Linked DNA regions of Homo sapiens: all the other regions are linked to region 2. A link is a contact called in ENCODE Hi-C or POLR2A ChIA-PET data. All regions are on one chromosome and are shown on one strand. The core of a region is the stretch at or near the end of the contact, and the rest is flanking DNA. Distances in the headings are between cores, read along the strand shown.

The links. A loop is a pair of places that touch in the nucleus more often than their neighbours do. ChIA-PET counts read pairs that join two places held with the same protein, here RNA polymerase II (POLR2A). Pooled maps may share reads with other maps.
Region 1: a loop to region 2 is called in a pooled map, with 2.4 times the contacts of the local background. The contact joins the promoter of PITPNM2 here to the enhancer-like site in region 2. A Hi-C loop is called at or near these places in 1 of 50 pooled maps. POLR2A ChIA-PET finds 5 or more read pairs at or near these places in 3 of 52 experiments (Panc1, activated naive CD4-positive, alpha-beta T cell and naive thymus-derived CD4-positive, alpha-beta T cell).
Region 3: a map with no recorded cell type shows a loop between it and region 2 (2.7-fold over the local background). The contact joins the promoter of ABCB9 here to the enhancer-like site in region 2. A Hi-C loop is called at or near these places in 13 of 168 maps with a recorded cell type or tissue (A673, CD4-positive, alpha-beta T cell, Calu3 and 9 more), 14 of 37 single-sample maps with no recorded cell type and 25 of 50 pooled maps. POLR2A ChIA-PET finds 5 or more read pairs at or near these places in 4 of 52 experiments (GM10248, RWPE1, WTC11 and 1 more).

The regions. Positions count from the first base shown.
Region 1 is chr12:123,148,903-123,152,983 of GRCh38, forward strand. PITPNM2 (phosphatidylinositol transfer protein membrane associated 2) reads right to left here and starts at 2,188. Exons shown (of 26, transcript NM_020845.3): 1 at 1,851-2,188. It also overlaps a transcript of MPHOSPH9 not described here. RefSeq lists silencers at 1,742-1,831, 1,932-2,071, 2,092-2,351, 2,372-2,571.
Region 2 is chr12:122,644,750-122,648,761 of GRCh38, forward strand. No RefSeq gene overlaps it. Among named protein-coding and RNA genes, the nearest start is that of MIR9902-1, 49 kb to the right of the region's middle. RefSeq lists enhancers at 2,394-2,463, 2,554-2,613. Within about 2 kb of position 2,187, at least 3 of the 41 ENCODE cell types and tissues checked have a DNase peak (open chromatin) inside an H3K27ac peak, as active enhancers do; they include mammary epithelial cell, where a contact is called at or near this core.
Region 3 is chr12:122,964,736-122,968,756 of GRCh38, forward strand. It overlaps ABCB9 (ATP binding cassette subfamily B member 9), which reads right to left and starts at 1,728. Exons shown (of 12, transcript NM_019625.4): 1 at 1,552-1,728. RefSeq lists enhancers at 369-1,176, 1,177-1,982 and a silencer at 1,747-2,036.

The DNA.
Region 1 (4,081 bases), core at 938-3,437, 500 kb after region 2:
TGAAGAGTTGAAGGCACCTGGGGAGAGGGAGGGCATGGGAGCACCATGCCTTTGAAAGCCTCTAGGTAGCCTGAGAGGACTGCAGCTTAGGGTATGAATGAAATGGTAGGAGAGGAGGCAGAAAAGGTAGACAGGACCCAGATCCCAGGGGGCCTTAGATACGCAGAGGAATTCTTTCAGATTCCATAAGGTGCAACCAAAACCAAGAGAAACCAAGTGACTTAGTTAAGCTCCTGTAGCAAGTTATGGGAAAAGCCAGGCCTGGAACCCCAGTCTCTCGACTCCCGCAGTCCACTTCTCTCCCCTGCTGCCTCCCACGCCTGAGCAGCTGGGGAAGACCAGGAGAGAGAATGGCCCATTCAACACTCACTACCCAGAGAATCTGGAGTCTTTGCCTGGCCATCTTCAGGGCAGAGGATGTACTGTCCTGTTCACTTGGCAAGCCACTCCTTACAAGAAAAACAGCCCTTCCTAACTCATTGTGTTTCTCTCTGCAGTGGGAGAGGGCTGGAAGTCCATTCCAACCACAGAATACAGTCCCTTCATGGAAGGAAAGTAATTTAACAGCAACAGTCCAGGAATCAGACAAGCTATGGTCCCAGAGGCAAGCGTTGGAGGGGCCTTCTGCTCCACGGAGACACTGACTCCACGCAGGGTACTGACCAGGGCAGGAGACCAGAGATGAATCAACTCCAGCCCGGGAGCTCACCGTCCAGCAGGGGAGATAAGGCAGATGGAAAAGTAACTATAAAATAAGGCAGACGGTGATAAGAGTTACACAGGAGATACAGATAGCAGGCAGTGGGAGTTCAGAGCAGAGAGGAGTCTGGGGGATGGATGTTAGGGGAGATTCAGATGAAGGGGAGCACTTACTGCCTTCCCTCCAGAAGTGGGGGGTCTATCCTAGCAGCTCTGGTCACTCCCAGGTGGAGGCCGGGGAGAGAGCTGGTTGTGGACAAAGACAGATGTTCCAGTGAGGTCTCCTTTGAAGAATCCCGACTCTGGGTGGGGGAGGCAGGTAGGCCGGGGTGTTTGGAGAGGCACCCAGCCCACACTTCAGTGGGAGGGAGAGGAGTGCAGGATGTCTCTGCAGGAGCAAGTCGGTGGAAAGGGGACAAGCCTGGAGGACTTGCCTTGAAATGACATTTGCACCGCGCGCACTATGTTCACCTGGAGTGGCCGTTTGGGATTTCTTGCGGGGAGGCAGTGCACACTGGGGCGGGGGACACTGAACTTTCCCTCTCCCCAAGGCCCCCCGATCAGCCCTGCCACGGATAAGAAAGGATTCGGGGTGGGAAGAAGACAGAGCCGGCACCCCATTACCACACGAAGGGGGCACTGAGGATGGAGACGGGCCACACCCCAACCCTGGGCCCCCGACAAGCAGAGGCCACGGCCCGGGCCTGGGGACGTTCAGCTGGAGGCGGGAAGCAGAGAAGGCGGGCCGGGGGCTCACCTCCGCTTCCTCCCGATAGCCCCTTCCTCGCCCTGGCACCGGCACTGCCCACGCCTGCCCCCCGACCGCTATGACACTTGTCCCTGGCGGGGGTCCCCCACGCGGTCGCGACCGACGGAAATTCGGAAATCAGCGTTTCGGGCACGGATCCAGGGCCGGCGACTCACTGAGGCCAGGCTCGGGCGGTCTCCCGAGCGGGGCTCCCGTACGCCACACCCTCCTCCCTGCCCGGGTCTCCGCTCCCTCCTCCAGCCCCCGGCGGGCTGGAGGCTCGGCGGGCGGGCGGGCCGGGGCCTCTCTGGGAGCCGCCGCCCAGATCCCCAGGTCCCCGGCCAGCGCCCGGCACTGCGGGACTCACCGCGGGCCTGCGGAGCGGCCGCCCGGACGCACTCACCCCGCTCGGCGCGGCCGCGGGCTCTGTCCTCTTCGGGGCCCCGGCTGGGCCGCCGCCACCTCACGCCGCCTCACGGGGAGCGCCCGCCCCGCGGCCCCGGCCCGGCCGGCTGCGCCCCGCGCGCCCCCGCCGCCTGCTGGCCCCGGGCGAGCGGCAGAGCCCCGGCGGGCATTGCTCCCGAGCGTCGCAGGCGGGCGGCGGCGGCGCACGTGCTGGCGGGCGGCTCTCGCTGAGGCGGCCGCGAGCTGAGAAGGAAGCGCCGGGCGGGCGGCCGGGGCCGGCTGGACAGCTCTACGCCGCGGCGCCGCGGTGCCCCGCGCACCCCAGCGGCCGCTGCTGCCCGCGCGCGCCGGGCCGGGCTCGCATTCCCTCAGTGGCGGCGGCGCCTCCTCAGGCCGCGCGGGGGAGCGGCGGCGGCGGCGGCGGGGGCGCGTCCCTGCGGAGTCTCGGCCCGGCCCCGCCGCCTCCGCCGGAAGAAACCTCTCCGACTCGGGCAGCCCGCCTGGTTCCTCAGACCTGCCGCGGCGACCCCGCTCCTCCCCGGCTCGCCCGTGTCCTCAGGGCCCGGGACTGGACTCGGGGGCGGCGGCGCGGATCCCCGCCCCGGGCTCCTCGCCCACCGTCCGCAGCAGCCGAGCGCACTCGGGGGCGGGAACCGGCCGACTTGCGGCCACTGTGACTCTTAAAACAGCCTCATTTTAAAAAATGAAGTTTCTTAGGAGCGAAATGGTAAACCAGGGAGGGCAGAGCGCAGCGGGCAGCTCACCGAAGCCCAGCCCCGGGCGCGGTGCTCGCCACACGGTGGGTCCGCGCTCTCCCCTCAGGACGCCCGGGCCGCGGCCCAGGGAACGGCAGAGCCGGGAGCGCAGCCGTCCCGGTCCCCACCTCAGGGAGTAGCTGGAAGAGGATCACGAACAGTTTAATCCGGATGATCTGGCACGACAGGGCTCTCCAATGGGAAGAGCCCCCGGTGGGGGAGCGCCTGGTGACATTCCTTAAAAACATGAGGTGTTTGTTAGGTTGAGCCAGGGTGGACTTGTTTGGCAAAATCTGAAGTCATGGAACTAAAGAGAGCACACCTAAAACTTAGTGATGTGTGACCCATCCCTACTTGTCACCTTATAAGGCTGAGGAGACGGCGGTGCTCCCCTGGAGGAGAGAGGACAAGCTAAAATTAAGGCGGCCTAGATGACTCCAGATGAAGCCGGGGAGGCCGAGCCCCTGACAGCTGCTCACCTCCTGGGGTCACGGCAGAACCCAACTGAACGGGCCAGGAAGGCCATCGTTCCCGACTCGCCTCCAGGTGCCCCTGACCATGACCACGCAGAGGAGGACCAAGGCGTACCACCATCACCTAGAACGCTTCAGCTCCTTCCCTCCACCAAGAGGTGCCCTAGGATCCATCCAGAAAGATCTGCGGAGCCCACAGAGTCCCAACGGGAACTGTGCTCCTGGATGGACGCCCCTTAACCCATAACTCAAGGACTTCTCTATGCCTGGGACTTAAAATCACCAACAACCCGCTCCTGCAGCCAGCTAGCAGAAATAAACACACAAAGGCCACACGCCAGTTCACAGCCACAAGTATTTATTGAGTGCCTGTAGTGCAAGAAAGAGAGATGGTCCCTGCTCCCGCGGAGCTTACAGCTTCACGACTCCAGCATCTGGCTAGATTCAGAAACAACTGCAGCAAGCACTTGTCTACCCACCAGCAGCACTGTAAAAAGCACATTTCTCACATTATCGGTCACTGTTACAGTGAAATTGTTAGATGTAAAAATTATCCTTGAAATCTGTAGTCATAGAGATGACATGGTACATAATGTCCAGCAAATGCACATTTATGGCTTGATTCCTCACATATCTGAGGGGTCTATGGAAATAAAGTACAAATCAGGCAGAAAAGACTTAGTAACACAGTTCCTAAGAATACTGGGGTAGTAGTTTATTATCAAACTACCATAGAGCTCTTGGCAGGGCAGGAAATTATTTCCAGCAAAATTTGTGCAATATAGTGGATTTAATCAAACCTGCAACTGTCAACCATACATGGTCCCTCATGACAGGTAAATATAATCTACCTGTCTGAATGGTAAAAGGCTACAGGTGTGCATTTATTTTTTAAAGCTTCTTAAAGACTCATAGCACAAGTGGCACATTGAAATCTAGTGAAAACTTGAGATAATCTAAAAATTAAAGTGACAAAAGTGTCTAATTTTACTACATATGTA
Region 2 (4,012 bases), core at 937-3,436:
AGGCGCCCGCCACCACGCCCGGCTAATTTTTTATTTTTGTATTTTTAGTAGAGACGGGGTTTCACCGTGTTAGCCAGGATGGTCTTGATCTCCTGACCTCGTGATCCGTCCGCCTCAGCCTCCCAAAGTGCTGGGATTACAGGCATGAGCCACAGCGCCTGGCCGGTCTCGGGTTTTTATAGGCACAGGATGGGGGCATGGGGGGCCAGAGTAGTCATGGGAAATGCAACATTTGGGCGCGGAAGGCAGGAGTGCCTGTCCTTACCTAGGTCCGTAGGGGTGGAGCCCTAGCCAGTTACCACACCCTCCTTTACCCAGCATTTCCCTTCCCCCCTTCCATATCATTTAAAGGGACCACGCTCTTCCCCTCCCAGCACTCCCATATCAGTGCAACCACTATGGAGAAGTTTGGAGGTTCTTTAACAAACTTAAAATAGAGCTACCATATGATCCAGCAATCCCACTACTGAGTGTATACCTAGAAGAAAGGAAATCAGTATATGGAAGAGATAGCTGCACTCCATGTTTATTGCAGCCCTATTCACAATAGCTAAGACTTGAAGAGACCTAAGTGTCCATCAACAGATAAAGAAAATATGCTACATATACACAATGGAGTACTATTCAGCCATAAAAAAGAATAAGGTCCTGTCATTTGCAACAGCATGGATGAAACTGGAGGTCATTCTGTTAAATGAAATAAGCCAGGTACAGAAAGACAAACTTCACAAGCTCTCACTTATTTGTGAGAGCTAAAAATTGAAACAATCGAACTCATGGAGATAGAGAGTAGGATGGTTACTAGAGGCTGGGAAGGGTAGTGGAGTTGGGGGAGGAGGGGGACGTGGGGATGGCTAATGGGTACAGAAAATAGAAAGAATGGGCGGGGCACGGTGGCTCATGCCTGTAATCCCAGCACTTCAGGAGGCCGAGGCGGGTGGATCACCTGAGGTCAGGGGTTCAAGACCAGCCTGGCTAACATGGTGAAACCCCGTTTCTACTAAAAATACAAACAATTAGCTGAGCGTGGGGGCACGTGCCTGTAATCCCAGCTACTCGGGAGACTGAGGCAGGAGAATCGCTTGAACCCAGGAGGCAGAGGTTGCAGTGAGCTGAGATCACGCCATTGCACTCCAGCTTGGGCAACAAGAGTGAAACTCCGTCTCAAAAATAATAATAATAATAATAATAAAATAGAAAGAATGAATAAGACCTGGTATTGATAGCACAACAGAGTGACTATAGTCAACATAATTTAATTGTACATTTTAAAATAACTAAAAGAGTATAACTGAATTGTTTGTAACCCAAAGGATAAATGTTTAAGGTGATGGACACCCCATTCACCCTGATGAGATTATTACGCATGGCATGCCTGTGTCAAAATATCTCATGTATCCCATAAATATATACACCTACTATGTACCTAAAAGTTAAAAATTAAAAATTAACAACAAAAGGCTGGCACGGTGGCTCACAGCTATAATCCCAGCACTTTGGGAGGCTGAGGCAGGTGGATCACTTCAGGTCAGGAGTTTGAGACCAGCCTGGCCAACATGGTGAAACCCCATCTGTACTAAAAATACAAAAATTAGCTGGGCGTGGTGGCGCGTGCCTGTAATCCCAGCTACTGGGGAGGCTGAGGCAGGAGAATTGTTTGAACCTGGGAGGCGGAGATTGCAGTGAGCCAAGATTGCACCATTGCACTCCAACCTGGGCAACAGAGCAAGACTGTCTCAAAAATAAATAAATAAACAAAAATACAAATTAACAACAAAAAAAAAGACTCTCTGGTCAGACTTTTTCACTCCCTGTCTTGTATCCGGGATACAATTCTCTGCACGTTTCATGCTGTTTCAAGTCTTTGCTCCCCTTCCCTCTTTGCCTAACTAACTCCCACTCCCTCTTTATGACATGATAGTTACTTAATATCCAAGTTCCTGGAATTGCTTGAAACTGTCTCATTTAATATGAATATACATATATGTAGGAAGCATTAGGACATTCCTTATATTCAAAGAGCTAATGTAATGAATCAGGAGGAAATGTTATTACCTCAAAACCAAATGATTGTCAACTCATGTTTTCTGATGTTATTTAGGTAGGCTTGGTAACTTGGTTATATCTTAAAAGGGTACATTACTCATAACCCACATTATATTTCATACCTCAAAAGAAGAAGTGGTAATTTACAAAACTTCATCCCTCCCCCTTCCCCGTGGTGCCATGTGCTTGGCAGTTGGTGTTTTGGTCAGATCTAAGAAAAGTTTCATCATCAAGCAGTATGAACACATGTGCCGGTGAATCTCTGTCTCCCTTTTTTTTAATGACTCATAACCGGCCACAGGGTACCACATTTAGGGTGACAGCTCTACCATTCACGAGTTTGGCATGTAAACACAAGATCCCCACGTGCAGATCTATTGATGGGTGGTCTTTTCTCAGAAAGGTACATTCTTCTGGCTCGGTCTAGATTACCGGTGGGATTTTTCTATGTTTCATTTTTACTTCTGTGCTTTCGGAAGGACAAAGGGAAGCTGACAGCGAGGGTGAAATGAAAACGTAAGTGATAAGGGTTGTAAGAAACAATGAAAAAGATGTTTTTTGTTGGCTTTTTTTTTTTTTTGGAGATGGAGTCTCACTCTGTCCCCCAGGCTGGAGTGCAATGGCGTGATCTTGGCTCACTGCAACCTCCACCTCCCGGGTTCAAGCGATTCTCCTGCCTCAGCCTCCCAAGTAGCTGGAATTACAGGCATGTGCCACCACACACGGCTAATTTTTAGTAGAGACAGGGTTTCGCCATGTTGGCCAGGCTGTTCTTTAACTCCTGACCTCAAGTGATCCACCTGCTCTTGGCCTCCCAAAGTGCTGGGATTACAGGTGTCAGCCACCATGCCTCGCCAAAACAACAGAAGTTTATTTTCTCATAGTTCTGGAGGCCAGAAGTCAGCAATCAAGCTGCCAGCAGATCCACACTCTCTCCAAAGTCTCTAGGGGAGGATCCTTCTCTGTCTTTTCCAGGCATCCCCTGGCTCATGGCCACGTCACTCCAATCACTGCTTCTGTCTTCATGTGGACTTCTTCTCTGTCTGGCCTCTTCTGTCTCTTCTAAGGACACTGTCATTGCCCACCCTAATCCTATATGATCTCATCTTGATCCTTATCTTAATTCCATCTGCAAAGACCCCATTTCCAAATAAGGTCACCTTCTGAGGTTCCCGGAAGACATGAATTTAGCAGAGGGCACTCTTCAACCTTCAACCTACTACAACCTCCTTTCTCAATTTCCACTGCTTCTGCCTTTGGGTGAAGTATAGAATCCTTTAAATAACAGTGTGCTTTCTGTGTAGTTATTGATTAGAAATAATCTGGCCAGACACAGTCGCCCACGCCTGTAATCCCAGCACTTTGGGAAGCCAAGGTGGGAAGATTATGCGAGCCCAGGAGTTTAAGACCAGCCTGGGCAATATAATGATACCCCATCTCTAATAACAATGATGATGATAATAATAATAAATAGAAGTAATAATCATAAGTTTTACTGAAGTCAACTAACATACAGAAAAATACAGAAATTATAATAGACTTTCATGAAGTCATCATGCCCGTGTGACAACACTCAGATCAGGTAACAGAACATTCCCAGTATAGATTAGGAATCATATTATTTCCATGTTTTAGTTTTTAAAAATTATAGTAAAATAGGCCGGGCACGGTGGCTCACACCTGTAATTAATCCCAGCACTTTGGGAGGCCAAGGCAGGTGGATCACCTGAGGTCAGGAGTTCGAGACCAGCCTGGCCAACATGGCAAAACCCCGTCTCTACTAAAAATACAAAAATTAGCTGGGCATGGTGGCACATGTCTGTAATCCCAGCTACTAGGGAGGCTGAGGCAGGAGGATTGCTTGAACCTGGAGGCTGAGGTTGCAGTGAGCCGAGATTGTGCCACTGCATTCCAGCCTGGGCGAAAGAGTGAGACTGTCTCAAAAACAAAACTTATAGTAAAGTAT
Region 3 (4,021 bases), core at 478-2,977, 320 kb after region 2:
GACAAGGACAAGGTGGTGGCCAGAATAGGCCCCACCCAGAACCGGACAAGGCCCAGGAAGACAGGGGTGGCTCGCCCTGACTCCGTGCACTAAAGAATGGCACAGGATAAGCAAGTGGCCTTGTCCCCACCAGGGGTCTTGTCAAAGGCTTTTCTTCCCAGGGTAGGAGACATTGGTTGGGGTATCTCTAGGCATCAGCTGCAGAGAAGGCCAGAAGACGATAGATAGCAGTTATTATGACGCTGCAACAGAGACCCTTTGCAGAGAAGGCCAGGAGACAATAGATAAAAGTTATTATGACACTGCAACAGAGACCCTTCACCGGGCCCTACTATGTGCCTGGCACCTCCCAAAGCAGCCAGGCCTCCCCACTTCCCTGGGAGGACCCTGTGGTCATCAGCTTCGTTTTACAGCTGGGGAGACAGAAGAGGTTAAGTGACACGCAGAAAAAGGACGAAGGCAGGATGGAGACCCGCATCCAGGGTCTCCAGGATGGAGACTCGGGGGTCCCCTGTCCAGGCTATTCAGGGATTGCAAGAAAAGGGGCCAAAGAACTTGGGTGGCCCAGTGGCCTCGGTTCACCCCTGACATGGTGAGCTTTTTACCCCGGTGTGGGCCCAGACCCAGATAAGCCCATTCCATTCGCTGCGCAGCAAAGCACTGACTGACAGAGGCCTGCTGGGTGGGAGGGCCTGACTGTGGGGGTCCCTGGCTCTGGGGCAGGAGCGGGCTGGGTCTGCGTGGGTCCATCCTGATTTCATCCCTGCTGAGCCTCTGGCAGCCCACGTGGGGCCCAGCCTCACTCTGGGACTTGAGAAGCTGTCTCAGGTGCTCTCAGCTCTAGGAGAGGCAGAGAGGCGCGAGGTGCCCTCCCTCCAAGCCTCCTCTTGTCACCCGGCCCTGCACTATCCGGAAAAGGGGAATGGGCAGAGGCGGGGATCCTGTCAGCCCAGCTTAAAGCTGTCTCAGTTAATGTCAGGCCGGGGGAGGAGGCTTTTTTTTTTTTTCCAGAGGCCCAGAAATAAAAGAGGCTCCCCTGGGAACCTACAGGCCTCACTGCCAGCGTGGATGGCGGGGAGCAGCGGCAGCCCACTGGCCTGCTGAGGAGACTGAGAAAAGGGCTTTGCCCAGGTCAGCAGGAACAGGCCAGATCCCCCAGGCTTCTGCCAAAGCCCTGGTGCTCAGGATCCCTGGGAAGCCCTGACATGGACAGTGGGAGCCCTCAGAAGGCGCGCCAGCCCCGTCCTGGGGGAACGACAGCCATCCCAGGATCCTCCAACACCTCCCACATTTTCCAAGAGGCAGCGGCGCCTTGGGGGTTAAAAAAAATGGCAACATTCGCCCTACGGGCGCGGAAAGGATGCTGCAGGGATGGGGGCTGGGAGCTGCGGCTGCGGGCTCCGGGAGGGCTCCAGGGAGGCTCCCACCTTCAACCGAGATGCCTATTCCCACCGAGGCAGGGGTGCCCAGACGCCCCCCAACGCGTGCCTGGCCTGGCACCCTGGCCTGGAAAGGTCCCAAAACCAGGGGTCTAGGGTGCCTTGCCCTTACCTGTTACCTGGCACCAGGTGAGCTCTGGGAGGGGGCGCGCAGCAGGCTCGGGTCTGGGGTGCAGTTTCCGCGCTGCTCATTGAAGACTGCGCCGGACGCGGTCCTCGCTCCGCTCTTCCCGCTGCTCCTCCCCGCCTCCCACCCGCGCTGCGCCGCTGCAAGGTCGGAGCTGAGACTGGCGTGCGTTGAGACAGGCTGATGGACGGGGCGGGGCCTCAGTGACGGAGGGGGCGGGGATCCTGGGGCAGGGACCGGCGGAGCCTCCCGGGAGGGGCGGGGCCTCAGGAGGAGTGGGCGGGCTTTCCTGGACGGGGCGGGGCCCCCGAGGAGGGGGCTGGCGAAGCCTCCGGGTGGGGACGGGCCTCCTGGGGGCGGGGCCACAGCTGGCCACCTGCTCACCTGTGGCAAACTCCTCCCACATCTGGCCAACCAGGCCCTCCACACTGCGTGCTGGCCTCCACCTGGAGCCACGGGCCCATCCTGAGGGGACGGAAATGGTTTCACCTGAAGGAGGCCAGCTTTTTAACTGGCCTTTTTCCCTGGAGGGACAGCCAGCCAGTCCAGGAGGGTGGGTTATGGTCCTCATTCATTCACTTATTCTTTCATTCGTTCACCCAACAGATATTTATCCAGTGCCTACGGCGTGCCATATGCCCTTTTAAGCATTTGAAATTAAACAATTAACAAAACAAGATCCTTGCCCTTCTGGAGCTGACATTCTAGTGAGGGTGTCAGACAACACATATAAGCAAATGAGATATATTGGAAGGGAATACATTTTACGGAGAAAATTGGTGCAAGATCAGGGATTCGGGGCATTGGAGAGGGGAGGCAGCGATATGTCCTCAGTGACTGCCAGGTGCTGGGAACACAGCTGTGTGTGAAAAGACAGAAAACTCCCAGCCTTCATGGCGTGAAGGGGACAGAACATCAGCAAGTAAGTGCATAAGGCCATTCAGGTACTGGATGCAGTAAAATAAATAAAATTGTGTAAGTGAAAGGTGAGAAGGCGTGAGCCACGGGGAGGGAGGAACATCCTACGCTAAGGCCTGCAAGTTCAAAGGCTCTGAGGTGGGAACCAACTTGGCCACTTGAGGACCAGAAAAGGGTCCATGTGGCCTGAACCGTGGGAAGTGGGTGGGGGAGTGGACTTACGGCCCAGAGGGGCAGCAGGTGGGGCTAGAACTGCCCACATCCCTGGATCCTCTGATCAGAGGCTTTGTTTTTTCCTGAGACAGAGACTCCAGGATGGAGTGCAGTGGCGAGTTCTCAGCTCACTGCAGCCTCTGCTTCCCAGCTTCAAGTGATTCTCCTGCCTCAGCTTCCCAGGTAGATGGGATTACAGGTGTCCGCTACCACGCCTGGCTAATTTTTGTATTTTTAGTAGAGATGGGGTTTAGCCATGTTGGCCAGGCTGGTCTCAAACTCCTGACCTCAAGTGATCTGCCCTCCTTGGCCTTCCAAACTGCTGGGATTAGAGTCGTGAGCCATGTGTGCCCAGCCCTGAACAGAGGCTTTTTGGAGCACTCTCTGAATTGGAAATGTCCTCTGCTACTTGGTGGGACAGCTTCTTTAGAGGGGAATTTGTTCAGAACTTACAACACTATGTTTTTTTTTAACCCAGAAGGAATTTCCTCTACAGATAGACTTGTGCAAGGGAGCTAAGGTACTAGCTTAAAGGTAGTTACTACAGTAGCAAAAGTCTGGAAATAACCTAAATACCCTTCCATAGGGAACTGGCCAAATAATTAGAGAACACCTGTTCAACAGAATACTCTGTAGCCAGAAAAAAAAAAATAGAAGACATAGAGTTATATAAAGGTATGGAATGACCTCCTAAATGTATTGAGTAAAAACCAAGGAGAGAATAAAGTTGAACCATGTTACTATTGGTGCAAAAACAAAGGCAAATATCTAATTGTACTTGAAGACGATATCTTGGATGGACTGTCCAAAAAGCAGGAGTCACTCAGAGCTGGGCTCTGTCATTTATGCTGTGTGACCTTAAAGAGGTGACTTTGCCTATCTGAGCCTGTTTTCTCATCAGAGAAATGGGGTAATAAAGATATCGACTGCATCAGGTAAAGGTAAAATGTGACAAGGCCAGTGAGGGCAGCCCCTGGCATGTGATAAACTTTCAGTAAAGGAGAACAAGGATTATTTTTAGGAGAGATGGGATGACTGAACCTTTATGTAACTACTAGCATAGTATAGCAAAAATCAACAGGAGCTGTCAGAAATGTGAAACGGACAGAAACAATTCGGCCTCATCACATGCTATTTCTTCACATGGATGTTGCTTTCCAGCGATCAAGTTTGCAAGCTCTCCAGTCTCTCATTCCTCTGTACCTTTTTTTTTTTTTTTTTTTTTGAGATGGAGTCTTGCTCTGACACCCAGGCTCACTGCAGCCTCCACCTCCTGGGTTCAAGCATTCTTCCCACCACAGCCTCCCGAGTAGTTGGGATTGCA